Regions from separate parts of the Mus musculus genome. Here region 1 is linked to region 2. Evidence: chromatin contacts called from ENCODE Hi-C or POLR2A ChIA-PET data. All regions are on one chromosome and are shown on one strand. The core of a region is the stretch at or near the end of the contact, and the rest is flanking DNA. Distances in the headings are between cores, read along the strand shown. Region 1 overlaps Ppcdc (phosphopantothenoylcysteine decarboxylase). Region 2 holds the start of Snupn (snurportin 1).

What was found. A loop is a pair of places that touch in the nucleus more often than their neighbours do. ChIA-PET counts read pairs that join two places held with the same protein, here RNA polymerase II (POLR2A).
Region 1: a map of v-Abl transformed pro-B cells shows a loop between it and region 2 (2.8-fold over the local background). The contact joins the enhancer-like site here to the promoter of Snupn in region 2. A Hi-C loop is called at or near these places in 1 of 37 maps with a recorded cell type or tissue (v-Abl transformed pro-B cells). POLR2A ChIA-PET finds 5 or more read pairs at or near these places in 1 of 5 experiments (embryonic stem cell).

Annotation. Positions count from the first base shown.
Region 1 is chr9:57,423,877-57,431,518 of GRCm38, forward strand. The region is part of intron 3 of Ppcdc (phosphopantothenoylcysteine decarboxylase); the gene reads right to left. Among named protein-coding and RNA genes, the nearest start is that of Ppcdc, 12 kb to the right of the region's middle. Within about 2 kb of position 1,280, at least 1 of the 3 ENCODE cell types and tissues checked has a DNase peak (open chromatin) inside an H3K27ac peak, as active enhancers do.
Region 2 is chr9:56,947,593-56,955,030 of GRCm38, forward strand. It overlaps Snupn (snurportin 1), which reads left to right and starts at 3,316. Exons shown (of 9, transcript NM_178374.4): 1 at 3,316-3,361.

The DNA of each region.
Region 1 (7,642 bases), core at 30-2,529, 470 kb after region 2:
GGGAACTTGGTAAAGCTCTGTTTCAAAATAAGAAGGAAAAGAACTGGCAGTGTTGCTCAGTGGTAGTGTTTGCCTAGCTCGCATGAACCCTTTGTTTGATATCCAATACTATAAATAGAATAATAATACATAATACATTTCGGCCAAGTAAAGTAAATGAAACTCTGAAGGACAGAGGAGGGAATGACAGCAGTGATGACCCATCAACACACTTCTGGGAAATTAAAGTGGGAGGAAACATGAGCAGATGAGATTAGAAGACCGAATGATCAAGACCCAGAACATCAATGAGAACAAGCCCGCCAGAGGAAAGGAGGGAGGCAGCCCAGGGAGCAGAGGAGCAGCCCAGCCCAGCAGCCCTCTGAGCTGTCAACCAGCAGCCAAGCAGCCCTGGGCTAGAGGTCATCTACAGGAATCCCAGGCACGGGCATTCCCAACCAAGCTCGCAACACTGTGTCTACAGGCAGGAGACCCGGGAGCCTTCTGGAAAACCCAACCACCCTTGGACTACTAGGGGGTTTTCAGGGAAGAAATTGTGAGGTACTAAATACTGAAGGCTCCCAACCGAATCTTTCATTCCCAACTGAGTCTGGGCACCCAGCTTTTCACGACTAAATAGGCGCAGCTAAAGAATATCAGACATTTGAAGAGAACCCTCTCCATTAGAAAACAAAATCAAACAACTAAATGCAGAAACTCAAGACGATGCAAGGCGAGAGCTCAGAGCTGAGGGATGCACCCAGCAGACGCTGACCTAGTGCTGTATTTCTTTTCATGTGTATGGGTATTTTGCCTGCATGTATATCCAAGCACCATGAGCATGCAGTGCCTTCAAAGGCTAGAAAAGCAGACCCCACCCCAGGGCTGAAATTACAGACAGTTATGAGCTATCCATGTCCTGGGAATTGAACCCGTGTCTTTTGTAAGAGTAGCCAGGACCTTCACTGGTGAGCCACCTCTAGAGCTCCATAGTGCTATTTTTTTAAAGATCTATTTAGAGACCAAAAAGAACTCCTGGAAATTAAAATTATAAAGAAATATGAAATTCAATGTACCTCATCTGGACAGCAAAGTAGAGCAGACCCTATGTGGAGGGGTGGGTGCAGGTGAGTCTGGAAGGGCTGGCCCTGCCGCTCACTGGCTGCAGCACTCGGGAGAGTGGGTCCTGCACCTCCCCTGGGCAAAGGCACAGGTAAGCCACCACCCAGGACTTGAGAGCAGGAGAGCTGACCCTGCCCGTTACTGGCTGAGGCACGGGCTGAGCTAGCAAGGGCAATACTGGAGAGCTGGCTGGCCCTGGTGGTTTGAGCACAGGAGAGCTGGCGAGCTGACCAGACCAGCTGCCTCCCAGTCCCAGACCCAGGGTTCATCTAGGATCTGCTGGAGCCTGTGAAAGGGCTGGGCCTGCAGACCCAAAGCTACAGGATCTCTATGACACCAGGCAATGTCAGGATATCCGGGAGAAGTTCCTGTGAGGATCTGGTAGAGATGGTGTGGCAGAGGCCAGAGGCCCCAAGGCAGACTCATGACTCATTGCAGGGAACATTTGCAAGTGGAGATGTGTGACACACTGTGACACAGCACAGCTTCCACAAGATTTTCTTTTTATTCTATTTTGTTTTGTTTTCTCTGCAGGGTGTGGGGGTCTGTATGGGTGGGAGGAAGACAGGAAGGGACTGGGAGACATTTGGGGTGCGTGATGTCAAATTCTCTGGGAATCAACAAAAAATTAAAAAAAAAAAAAATGCAGTGCACTGGGCATGGTGGCTCACGTCCTTAATCCCAGTACTTCGGTAGCAGAGGCCATAGGATCTCTGAGAGATCAAGGCCAGGCTGATGTACTTAGTGAGGTCCTGACCAGCCAAGTCTATACAGCGAGACTCTTGAGACAAGAGCCAAAAAGCAATCTTAAACATTTTACAAAACAAAACAAACTAATAGAGTTAACTCAATGCAAAGTTGGTATATACTTGAACAAAAATATAAAACTATGAAAAAAATACCAGAAGACCAATGAGGGGAGGGGAATCTGACTAATAAATTCCACAAGGGAAAAACAGGAAAATGTGGCAAAACAAAACAAAACAAAACAAAACACAAAAAGAAAAAATCAAACCTGTTAAATTAAGCCAGGTGTGGTGACAATACCTAGAGTCTCGGCACTGAAAGTTGAGGCAGGAGGGCATGAATTTGGGACTAGCTCATGGCACACAGCAAGACCCTGTCTCAAAAACAGAAAAAAAAAAAAAAAAAAAAAAAAAGAGGGTTGGGGGATGAAGGGAGAAGGGTAGAAGAGGAAGGAGAGGGAAAGGAGGAGCCTGAGGTACAGAGACCCTGTCTCAGAAGATGCACACCGGCACAGAGCACCGACCACGACTCCCACCAGTACATATGGGGTTGGCAATCAGCAAGAGCTCCGCGAAGTCCTCGTCCGTGCAATCAGGCATGTCATCCCTCAGTTTTCTCATAAATGCCCACTTAACAGAGCCAGCTGTCTGCCTGGTCTATGGCAGCTCCTAGAATCTTAATTCTGCTATTCTGCCTGGCTTCCTCTCCACCTGTAACCACCATCAGTATGCCCCAAAGCCCCCAAAGATGCTGAGTCAGTTGAGGACAAGAGACCTCCCACAAGGCCACGTGTTAGGAGGAAAGAAAGAGGGATAAAAGAGAATCGGGATTGTACCCTTCTCGTTTGCGTGTGACACAGGGTCTCAGGTATTCCGAGCTGGCCTTGAACATCCTATAAATCCAAGGATGACCCTGAACTTCTAATCTTCCTGAGTGCTGGTATTATAGAGTTCTATCATCTCTCACATTTTACCTGGTTGTGGGGATCGACAAAGGGCTTTGAGCATGTACTCTACCAACTGAGCTGCATCCCAACAGGAACAGCCTTTTTCTAATAGGATCTTTCACTGGTTACAAACAGCCTGACAAACATCTCCAGGGGTCTAGGAAGATATCCATTAAAGATCTCCTCTAGGGCTAGGAGATTCAGCTAAGAGATCGAGTGCTTACCTAACACCTAAAGCCAAAATTACAGTCTCAAGTCTAAGTTATGGCTTAAGGGCTGAAGAGATGGCTTGCTGCTGTGCCAGAGCACCCAGGTTCAGCTTCCAAGCATCCACACGGCAGTTCACAACTGGTCTGTAACTCCAGCTCTATGGGATCTGATGCTCTTCTCTAGCTTCTGAAGTCATATGCACACATATGAATAAAATTGGTCCTACCAGCTGGGCGTGGTGGTGCACGCCTTTAATCCCAGCACTTGGGAGGCAGAGGCAGGCGGATTTCTGAGTTCAAGGCCAGCCTGGTCTACAGAGTGAGTTCCAGGACAGCCAGGGCTGCACAGAGAAACCCTGTCTCAAAAAAAAAAAAAAAAAAAAAAAAAAAAAAAAAAAAAAACCACCACCAACAACAAAATTGGTCCTACCATGCCTGATCCCAGTGAGCCCTACAGAACTCACGTTTCTTTTCTTCTCTTTTCTTTTTTTAATAAGGCATTCTGACTATGCAGTCCTGGCTGACCTGGAAATCACAGAGATTCACCTGCCTCTGTCTCATGAGTGTGGAGAATAAAGGCACACGCCACCTGCTTTGTGGTTGTTAAGACAAGGTTTCATGCAGCCCAGACTTAACACACTGCAGTAAGGGATTTTCGCCCTCCGTTTCTAAGAACTTCCCAGTCATCTGTGAACACTGGGTCTATACTTTCTCCGCTGTAAGCCTCCTTGGAAAGCTACTCTCTGAAGATCAAAGGACTCCACTCTAATCTCAAAAGCCTCTGCCAGCTGTAAGGAAAGACTCTACCTAGGGCTAGCTCGGAATCATCCCAAATTGGTACTGTTCTTGCTTAGGGGGTCCTGGCTTCCTCTGGCGCCTCACTTGCTTTCCTCTCCAAACATCCTTCAATACCCCAGTGCCTTCACGTTGCCTTTCCACAAACATGCCACCTCCAGAGGATCTCCTGGTCAGCCTGGATCCACAGATGACCTGGATCATCCTTTAGGGCTCCTACCCTAAGCAACAACTCTACTTGAGATCTTTCCTTCAAGATTTTTGCACTACTTCTTAGCCAGTCCACACTCTGGCTACCCTCCCAAGGTATACAGCCTCGCTGCTAGGGAACCTCCTGGGGGGAATGTATTCACCTAAGGAGTAATGTGGCGTATATCTGATAGGCAGGGCTTCCCTATGCCCTTCCCCACCCCCAGTGCTAACAGGCAAGCCCAGGCTAGTTTCTCTGGTTTTAAAGAGATGCCATTTGATCTGACTCATCAGCCCTGTCGGGTTTGTTCTTTCACCTTCATTCACTTAGCAAAAAGGTCCTGAGTGCCAAGGGTTGGGGGGGTCCTGGATCAGCACATGCACACATGCACACACACGTGCACACTTGTGCATGTACACACACACACACACACACACACACCACACCACACTATATACTATTCATTCATTCATTCACATCAGGCAATAAATGCTAAGGCGTTCTGGCAGGGCAGAAAACGTCCTGAAGGCAGAACCCCCCCCCCCCCATGCTTTCTCTGAAATCCTGTGGGTCCTGGTGGAATAGAGCTGTGCATTAAATCTCCCCCACACTGCATAACTCCCGAGAGTCAGCTCTGTGCTTGGTCCCCTACCGAGATCCCTCTGAAGATTAGGTTTTGTATCAAGTATTTTTAACTGGTACTTCTTTGTGCGATGTGACTGAAGCCTGGCCAGACATGATTGCATAAGCTGTCTGCATTGTGTCTAGCATTTATAGAGATTCCTTCCTGAAACCAGTTCACGAGGCTGGTTTCCTTTTCTCTGCTGAATCTGGAATCTGGGTCTCTGGAAAGATGGGGGAGGGAGAGGGCAATGGAAACAGAATTCTCAGTGATGCCTCTACTTTAGGGCCCTAGTCTGGTCCAGGCTATGGCAGAGAACAAAGAAACCTATGTAGATATACTTCACAGTCATAGTGTGAGACAATCCCATGGCCTCCATCCCTGCTCTCTACTAGTAACCAAGACTTGTCTCTGCACATTGTTCAGGGGTCCCTAGAGACATGGCTGCTCTAGTAGAGAACCATGAACTCAAAACATTAACCAGTAAGAACTCATGGTAATAATGGAACCAGCTCTGTGCACTGTTTTGAAGTCTCCGCACAGGCAGAGAGGGGAGTCTCTCGCCTGCATGTGATAACGTTCCCACAGGAGCAAAGGACTTGAAAGAGGAAATACCCCCTGCATCAGTTACTTAATCTATGGCTGTGATAGACCACTATGACCAAAGCTACTTAGAGAAGGAAGGGTTTATTGGGGCTGCTGGTTCCTCCAGCTGGTAAGAGTCCCTCATCATTACTATAGAGGAGCAGCCAGCAGGCATAGCAGCAGGAGGAACAAACTGAGAGCTCACATCTTAAATCACAAGCAAGAACCAGAGGTAACAAATGGAGAATGAGAGGGATCTTTGAATTCTCAAAGCCTGCCCCAGTGACATATTTCCTCCAGCAAGACCACACCTCCTAAATTGCCCAAACAGCACCACCAACTGTGGCCAAGTATTCTAATGCCTTCGAGTATGGGGAACAGCACCCAAACCCCGTCTGCCTTGTGCTTATCCTGTGGTGAGACAACACATCAAAGCTTTAGCATGGGGCCTCTTGACTGGGACATGCAGTAGAGAACCCTGACACAAAATGAAGTCCATCTCCCTCACAACCACCTCCAAAGGACCCTGCGCACACTATCACAGTACATATAAGCGTGGGCATTCACAGACGGCTGGGCTGATCTCCAGGAAATGGAGTTACAGGCACTCGTGAGTCACCCAACATGGGGGCTAGGACACAAACTCAGGTCCTCTGGGAAAGCAGTGAGTGCTTGAAGTCACTGAGCCATTGCTAATCCCAAAGCTAGGAAGAGAAAGACAACTGATGCAAATCCTCATGGCCAAATTAATTAAAGTGAGCAATTAATTAAAGCAAGTTTTTTGATTCGTGTACACAGGCTGCCTGCTTGCCTCCCTTAAGGCAGGTTCGAGAGGACAGCATCGGAGGTGAGGAAGGTGAGGTTTTTATAGTTCTAGGGTAGGGGGTTTACAAATGGGGGATTTGGAGGGCAAAATAGGCAAGGTTTCAGGAACAGGACATAGCCATAACAAGTTAGTCTTGCACGGGTTCCTGAAAGACACAGTTACAAGAGGAACATAACAACAGGTAGTCATAACAAGGCAACCATAACAACCTTTAGAAACAAAGGTAGGGTCCAAGATGGTTATTAACTTTTTGAAACAAAGACATGATTGCCATTCCTGGAACAGGCAGTATAGAACCATTTGTAGTGAAGGTTACAGGTGGGGCACAGCCCAATCCTTGAGAAACAGATTTAATCATAAACAGGACTGAACCTAGTTAGTCTTTACTATAAGATGGTTTTTAGGAGTAAGATGGAACAGGCTGGCTCTTCACCACCTCTCCATACCCCTCTGAAAGTTTCATGTAGCCCAGGCTGGCCTCAAACTTGCTATGTAGCTGAAAACGAGCTTGCACCTCGGATCCTCCTGCCTCTGCTTGCTGAGTGCTGAGATTACAGGAACATGCCGGGATTATGTGGTGCTAGGGGTTGAAGCTAGACCTCAGCATGGTAGGCTAGCCCCTGACCAACTGAACCACATCCCCAGCCCATTCCTGGCATGTTTGATTGCTCGTTTGTGGACTGAATCTCACTATGTAACCCAGCTGGCCTGGATCTTACTATACAGACTAGGCTGTCCTTGAACTCACAGAGATCTAACTGCCTCTGCCTACCAAATGCTGGGATTAAGGGCATGTGCCACCATCCCTGATACTTTTATAAGCCATAAAATACCACTTTTAAAAGCTACTTTTGATGAACTATTTTAAAATGTAAAAACTGAGGCTTGAGATGCAGTTTAGTAGGGGGTTGTTCATCTAGCATACATGAGACCATTGCGGGGTTGATTCTTAGCGCTGGGGGAAAAAAAGGGAAAGCATTTAAAAACCATTCTTAGTTGCAGGTTATACAAAAAGAGGCTAAGGCCCAGACGGCCTGTGGACGCTCCCATCTGCTCTATGGTTTACTTCACTTCTAGCCCCCTACCCGGCCTGGCAGAAAGTAAGATATTTTGAAGAGATATTATTTTGGCTATCAAACTGCTCAAACAGTAGAGCCCCAAGTAATTGAACTCCCCCAGGAGCCTCATGCTGGGAGAAGAGAAAGCTTAAAGCCTGGGCTAGCCAGGGGGAAAGGATTGTGCACAGGCTGCACTTCAGCTGGAACTGCTTAGATATGCAAATCTAGGGTCCTCTATTTAAATAGAAATCTCACTTTAAGGCCCGGAAGACAGATCTGGAGGGAAAGGGATCTCTTTAGCCCCTTCCCAGTATGGCCAGACTGAATAAATCTTTTCCACTTTTTACTATTACGGTCTTGTTGTTGTAATCTTGCTGAGGATGGCTTCCTGGGGCATGGACTGTGACCTGCCCTTTGGTAACACCCTGCGGAGTGCTGCACAGCAGTAGGAAGCGATCACTTCAAGCGATCTTGCAGTTCCAGACCACTGCAAGAACCCATGGAGGCTGCCCCGTGGGCGTGCCAGAGCTGTGCACAGAGATTTCAGCTTGTTTTCAGTTTTG
Region 2 (7,438 bases), core at 2,066-4,565:
AAAGAAAAAAAAAAGGGTATATATGCAGATGCTCTATCTGCATGTACACTTGCATGCCAGAAGAGGGCACCAGATCCCGTTATAGATGGTTGAGAACTCAGAGTCATTCAGAAAATGGGTCAGTTCCCATAGGTACTGGCAGTATGTGTGAGTGGCACCTTGGTGTGGTAAGTTTGCATACATTCTCACAATTATATACTGACACACACATCCATATTGACATATGCATATGGAGCAAAAGACCAAGCACCGGTGCAGAAAGAACTCACACATTCTGGATGAAAAATGCGCTCCAATCTTTATTGCATAGAGAAAGAAAAGGCTTCTACCCTTTTAATGCTAAGTGAATTAAACCCGTGTTTTTAAGAAAAAGAGCTTTGTTCCGTTTAATAAAACTAAACCTGCCTTGTCCTCACCATGGGACCTGTTCTGTCCCATGGTAAGGAGAAGCCTGCCTGCTCCTTCTGCTCTCTGTGACATCTTCTTTTTTCCTCTTTCCCTCTGCATTCTGCACATTGCTCTCTTAGTATTTTATGTTACCTATAATTTCCAAGTTATTCCACTCTGCATTCTCCTTCTAATATAAAAAGTGTTGTCTAAAAACTTCTCCTCGGGGGCTGGTGAGATGGCTCAATGAGTAAGAGCACCCGACTGCTCTTCCGAAGGTCAGGAGTTCAAATCTCAGCAACCACATGGTGGCTCACAACCATCCGTAATGAGATCTGACTCCCTCTTCTGGTGTGTCTGAAGACAGCTACAGTGTACTTACATATAATAAATAAATAAATCTTAAAAAAAAAAAAACCTCTCCTCAGCCCAGTTCCTCTCTCAGCTCAGTTCTCACCTCCGTTCCTCTCACCTCAGTCCCTCAAATCTGACTCTTTGTCCTCAGACCTTAAACATCTTTAAGATTACATGATCATATGTTAAAAAGTACATCAAAAGTTCACATAGAAAATCAAATATAAATTGAAATAGAAGTTTACAACAGATTGTTTCCATGCATATCCATTAGGAGTAGTTATCTAGCTAAACATCCATCACTTGTCTCAGCTCCACAGGTTCACCGAAGGTTTAAAACCACAACTAAAAGCCGGGCGTGGTGGCGCACGCCTTTGATCCCAGCACTGGAGAGGCAAAGGCAGGCGGATTTCTGAGTTCGAGGCCAGCCTGGTCTACAAAGTGAGCTCCAGGACAGCCAGGGCTATACAGAGAAACCCTGTCTCAAAAAAAAAAAAAAAAAAAAAAACCCACAACTAAGTTATAAGTCAAGTTTTGTATAGATAAACCCAGTCAATATCTTATCTTCTGTCCTAGCACCTGTAATAAATCGTTAGTTCCCCTTTTATAATCTTTGGGTAATTGTTTTACAACCTCTTGGAATGTAGGAGAAAGTCTGGTTACCATCTAAGAGCAATTAACTGGTGACACTAGGGAGACTGGCAGAGTTCTCATTGCAGTTTTGACTATCAGAAAAGGACCTAATAGCAGTCCTATTATAAAAGAGCTTAATAGTCATGGATATAATTTTAGGAATTCTTATAGGATCATTATTAAGACTTAAGTCATCTATTTGTCTATATAGCATCACTAGAAGATAGTACAACTTCGTTGATTTACAGAGATCTACTCCAAAGGGGTGTGCTACTACTTAGTGATTGTTATATATATTTAATAATAACAGGAGAAGCATATTAATAGCAGGAATCTCTCCTAAAATGAGTCCCTTACAGCCTCGCTTAATAAGGGCTCACCTGTCACAAATTATATAATAATCCGAGCCGGGTGGTGGTGGCGCACGCCTTTAATTCCAGCACTTGGGAGGCAGAGGCAGGCGGATTTCTGAGTTCGAGGCCAGCCTGGTCTACAAAGTGAGTTCCAGGACAGCCAGGGCTATACAGAGAAACCCTGTCTCGAAAAACCAAAAAAAAAAAAAAAAAAAAAGAAAAGAAAAAATAATAATAATCCGAAGCAGGCCACTTCAGGATGATCAACTGCTAGTTATTAGCTTGTCCCATTATGGTTCCTGACAACCCTGGCCAAATTACTCCCCCACCACCACCCACAGGGCTCCTGACTTTCCAGGAACTCTGCAGACCAGGCTGTCCTTTAACTTAGAGATCTGCCTTTCTCTGCCTCTTGAAAGCTGGCATTAAAGGCATGTGCTAGCACTACCAGCCAGTCCTGCTTTCACCCCCTGTTGTTCGATTACAGGGTGGTGCCACTGCAAGTTTAGCGCAGGCTATACAAACACATTGATTGCTGAGCAACATCCCTAGCCACACCCCAGTTCATTGAGGTGTTAGAAGCAACGCATCTGGCTCACATTATAAGCATTAAGTAGCAAGTCCTGTTTTCATTTTACATGCTAGAAGTCTTACCCTGCAGACACGATGTATGGGTTTGCTTAGGGTCTCCTAAATCTCGGTCACTCATGTAACTACTTTCAAACCGGACTAAGTGCTGCACTCAAATGCTGAACGTTACCTATCAGGAATCGAGCCAGGTCCCTTTCCGCGTCATGTTAGAAAGGAGAATAGGGATAGCAGTGGTGGCGCACGCCTGCACGCCTTTAATCCCAGCACTCGGGAGGCAGAAGCAGGCGGATTTCAGAGTTCGAGGCCAGCCTGGTCTACAAAGTGAGTTCCAGGACAGCCAGGGCTATACAAAGAAAGAGAGAGAGAGAGAGAGAGAGAGAGAGAGAGAGAGAGAGAGAGGAAGAGAGAGAGAAAGAGAGAGAAAGAGAGAGAGAAAGAGAAAGAGAGAGAAAGAAAGAAAGAAAGAAAGAAAGAAAAAGAAAGAAAGAGAGAAGAGAGAGAAAGGAGAGAGAGAAAGAGAGAGAGAAAGAAAGAAAGAAAGAGAAAGAAAGAAAGAAAGAAAGAAAGAAAGAAAGAAAGAAAGAAAGAAAGAAAGGGAAAGGAAAAAGGAAGGGAAGAAACGTTTATTAGTTCGAAACCTGAAAGCCATTCAGAAAATCGCACAAGCAAGACAAAAGGGCTGTCAGTGCAACTCTCGAGTTTGGGCACACCCGGAGAGGTGGCGGCCACGAAGTCACGGTTTTGTCAGTGAAAGGATCCGGGGCAAGTTTGCGATCAGTACTGAAGGCTCCGTATCGCGGACAATCTCGCTAGAATCCCGAAAAAGCCTAAACCAAATCTGGAAGCCCCTCCCTAGGGAGAAGAGTCGCTCAGTTCAGGGCGGAAGTAATGTCCTGCCCGACTCAACTCCCGCGATGCACCACGGTAGGCGGAGCCGGAAGTTCGAGTGCAAGCTTGAGCGGGGCGTGTCTAGCTCCGCTAAGGCACCTAATTGGTCAGTCGGCACAGGCACTGGCGGCGTGCGCGAGTGGTACGGACGTGCGGTAAGTCTGGCCCTGTCTAGTTTGGCGTTCTCTCAGCCGCAAGCTCAAACTTCTTCTGATGACCCAGGGCTGGCTTCGCAGCCGTTACCTGGGGAGGCTGGCCAGTCTTGGGGACTTGGACTTGGCCATATTTTTGTCGTTGTATTCCAGGCAGTCTGGCTCAAACTCATGAGGAACATTTATGTGTGGCAGGGAGAATTCTGTAACCGAAAGACAAACGACTCCATTGCTAGAGAGACAGTAGCGGGGAGGGCGGCAGAGTTCACGGACGTGTGGTGGGAGCATCTATTGGGCTGGAGAAGAGGCTTGGGTGAGCCTGACACTTAGGAATTAGTTCGCTTCTTTTCCTCGGCCTCCTGCCTTGCTGCCATTGCAGGTGTATGACACGTAAGGTCCTGTTAGGGATCATTTCTATGGCATACTTCAGGATACCTTGACGGGGAAGCTCAGTAATTATCTACTGAATACTCCCGGTTATTTTACAAACACTCTGATGCACACCTTAAATCCACACTGATAATAGTCACTTTTAACAAATTTTCTTAGAAAGTATTCTTAGCCGGGTGTGGTGGTTGCATACCTTTAATCTCAGCACTCAGAAGGCAGGCAGGTCTCTATGAGTTCGAGGCCAGCCTGGACTACAAGGAGAGTTCCAGGACAGAAAACCTGTCCCCAAAACAAAACAAAACAGAAAAAAAAAAAAGTATTTTTAATGTCTTAGGATATAGGAATGCAGCTTTCTTCTTTTTCTCCTGGGTTTCAGACCCAAGGCTTGGTGCAAATATGGTGCGCACTTTGGCAAGTACTTTACCAAGTGGAGGTATGGCACCATCCTTTGTTCTTTTATTTGTTTATTTTCCTATATGCATATGTGTATGTGTGTTTTGCCTACATGTCTGCACACCACATGGGTGCCATGCTGGGAAGAAAGTCAGAAGAGAGTTCCAGTTAGTTCCCTGGAATTGGTTTACAGGTGGTCATGAATTACCACATGAAACCCAGGTCCTCTGGAAGAGCAACCAGTACTCTCTTTTTTTTTTTTTTTTTTAACTAGTGCTGTGTGTGTTTTTAAGATTTATTTATTTTTATTTATATGAGTACACTGCAACTGTCTTCAGACACACACTAGAAGAGTGCATCAGATCTCATTACAGATGGTTGTGAGCCACCATGTGGTTGCTGGGAATTGAACTCAGGACCTCTGGCAGAGCAGTCAGTGCTCTGAACCGCCAAGCCATCTCTCCAGCCCCGCAACCAGTACTTTTAACCTAATGGCTGAACCATCTCTCCAGTACCCTTCCACCCTGTCCTATCCTGTCCTGTGCATTCTTGCAAGATGGAAACAGTTGATAACAGTGTAAAGGTACTTCCCACTGCAGAACTGTATATTTGAATGGTTAAGATGCTCACTAACCTCACTCCATCCCCAAATCAATCAAAACCAAGCACTGTCACTGGGCTACAAAGCCAGCTGCTTAGCTACATTGACGGACCAGATTGCAGAACTGGGAATTGGACCTAGGGACATCACACATGCAATGGAAACACTCCTCTATTGAGTTATAATTCCAGCTACCCCCTTTAAAAAACGATTTAGTTTATTACGTGCCTCACTATATGTATGTGTGCCATGTGCTTGTCTAGTGCTCACAGAGGCCAGAAGAGAGTATCAGATTTGTTGTGAGCCACTGTGTTGGTGCTGGGGATTGAATCTAATTCCTCCGTAAGAGTGACAAGTGCTCCTAGCTCCTGAGCCATTTCTCCAGCCTGTTTTTTTTTTTTTTTTTTTTTTTTTGAGACAGGGTCTCAATAGACCCACACATATCTAGAATTCCCTAAGAATCTGAGACTGACTTTGAATTGCTGGTCCGCCCTTCCTGCCATCCTCCATGATCCCCCCCAGTGCTGGGATTTTAGGTATTGGTGAGCCTGGTTCCAACCTGTTTTCTTTTTCTTTCTGAGATAATTAAGGTCTTGCCAGGTTAGCAGGCTGGTTGTGCGCTTACTCTGTAGCCCATCCAGGCCTTTAACTTGTCATCCTCATTCCTCACCCTGTGAAGTGAGGTCATGATATTATAGGTGTGAATCACCACATTTTTGTTGTTTGAGAACACGGTCTCTCTAGTGTATTCCTGACTGTCTTGGAGCTCATTATATAAACCAGCCTGGCCTTCAGTTTGCAGTGATCCTTCTGGGTGCTGTGGTTATGTGACTGTGCTTCTGTACCTGGCTACCACCTTTTTAGTCACGTGTTCTCCCTGTTGTACCTTTCTCCCAGCCTTCTTTCTGCTCTCCTGTCACATATGTTCTCCCCCAAACCCCTGTTTTTTTTTTTTTTAAACATCTTTTTTACCCCCACATTTTTTTATTAGATATTTTTTTCATTTACTTTTTTTTTTGGTTTTTCAAGACAGGGCTTCTCTGTGTAGCCCTGGCTGTCCTGGAACTCACTCTGTAGACCAGGCTAGCCTCGAACTCAGAACTCCACCTGCCTCTGCCTCCCAAGTGCTGGGCTTAAAGGTGTGCACCACCACACCCTGCTATCAATTATTATCATTACCTCACTTAAAACAATGCTTTATAGATCCAGGGTCTCATGTTAGTCAGCCCTGCGTGGCCTGGAACTCACAAAGATCTGCCTCCCAAGTGCTGGGATTAAAGGTGTGCTAACCTGGCTGTTGTGTGCCATATTTTTATCACCTCTTCTGTTCCATTTCTAAGCTGGTCCCATTTCTTTGGTATTGTGAATAATGCAGCAATAAACATGGATCTGCACATGTCTGTAACTCCAGTTCCAGGGACCTGATGCCCTCTTCTGGCCTCTGATTGCATCAGGCTTGTTCATGTTGCATGTATATACACACAGGCAAAACACTCATACATAGAAAATGGAAAATAAAAGTAAGTCTTTTTAAAGAGGGAGAGGACCAAAAAATAAAAATAAAAAAATTAAAAATAAAAAAAGCCACCACCACCAAAAAACCCCACACATAACAGGAAAGCAGAAAGAAGGCTGGGAAGACATAGCCTCCTTTGGGTATACATCCAGAAGCAGTGTCTTCGTTAGCTTTTTGTTTTTGTTTTGTTTTGTTTTTCTTCAAAACAGGGTTTCTCTGTATAGCCCTGGCTGTCCTGGAACTCACTTTGTAGACCAAGCTGACCTCGAACTCAGAAATCCGCCTATGTCTGCCTCCCAAGTGCTGGGATTAAAAGCGTGTGCCACCACACCCACCCTTAGTTAGCTTTTTATTTCTGTAATAAAACACTATAACCAAAATCAACTTAAAGAGAAAAGGGTTTACAATTCCAGCTAACAGTCTGTCACTGAGGGAGTGAGGGCAGTAACTTGGAGGCAGAAACTGATGCAGAGGCTATGGAGGAATTTTCCTTATTGGCTTGCTTTTCAAGGCTTACTCAGCCTCATTTCTTGTAGCACGAAGGATCACCTACCTGCCCGAGGGCACTGCCCATAGTGGACTGGGTCAAGAAAAGTACCACAACCAAACATTAGACAGAGCTCGAGAAGTCTTGTGGAAGAGTTGGGGAGAAGGATTGAAGAACCCAGAGGGGATGGGGACTCCATAAGACCAATAGAGTAAATTAACCCGGTACCTAGGGAGACTTTCCATTCTCAGGGGTGAAGGAGAGGGAGGACTGGGAGGCTGGGAGGGTGTTGTGATCAGGATGTAAAATGAATAAATACATTAATTAATTGGGGAAAATGTACCACAAGCTTGCTTACAGGCCAGCCTGGTGGGGACACTTTCCTTTTCTTTGTTTTTTTTGAAATGTTGCCCCAGCTGTCCTGGAACTCTATGTAAACTGGATTTGCCTCTGTCTCCTAAGTGCTGGAATTAAGGCCACGTGTGTCACCATGCCTGGCCTTGGTTCTTTCTTTCTAAAAATTATTTTTTAAACAATTTTTAAAGATTTATTTGTTTATTTTATATATATGAGTACACCATTGCTCTCCTCAGACCCCATTACAGATGGTTGTGAACCACCATGTGGTTCCTGGGAATTGAACCCAGGACCTCTGGAAGAGCAGTCAGTGCTCTTAACCACTGAGCCATCTCT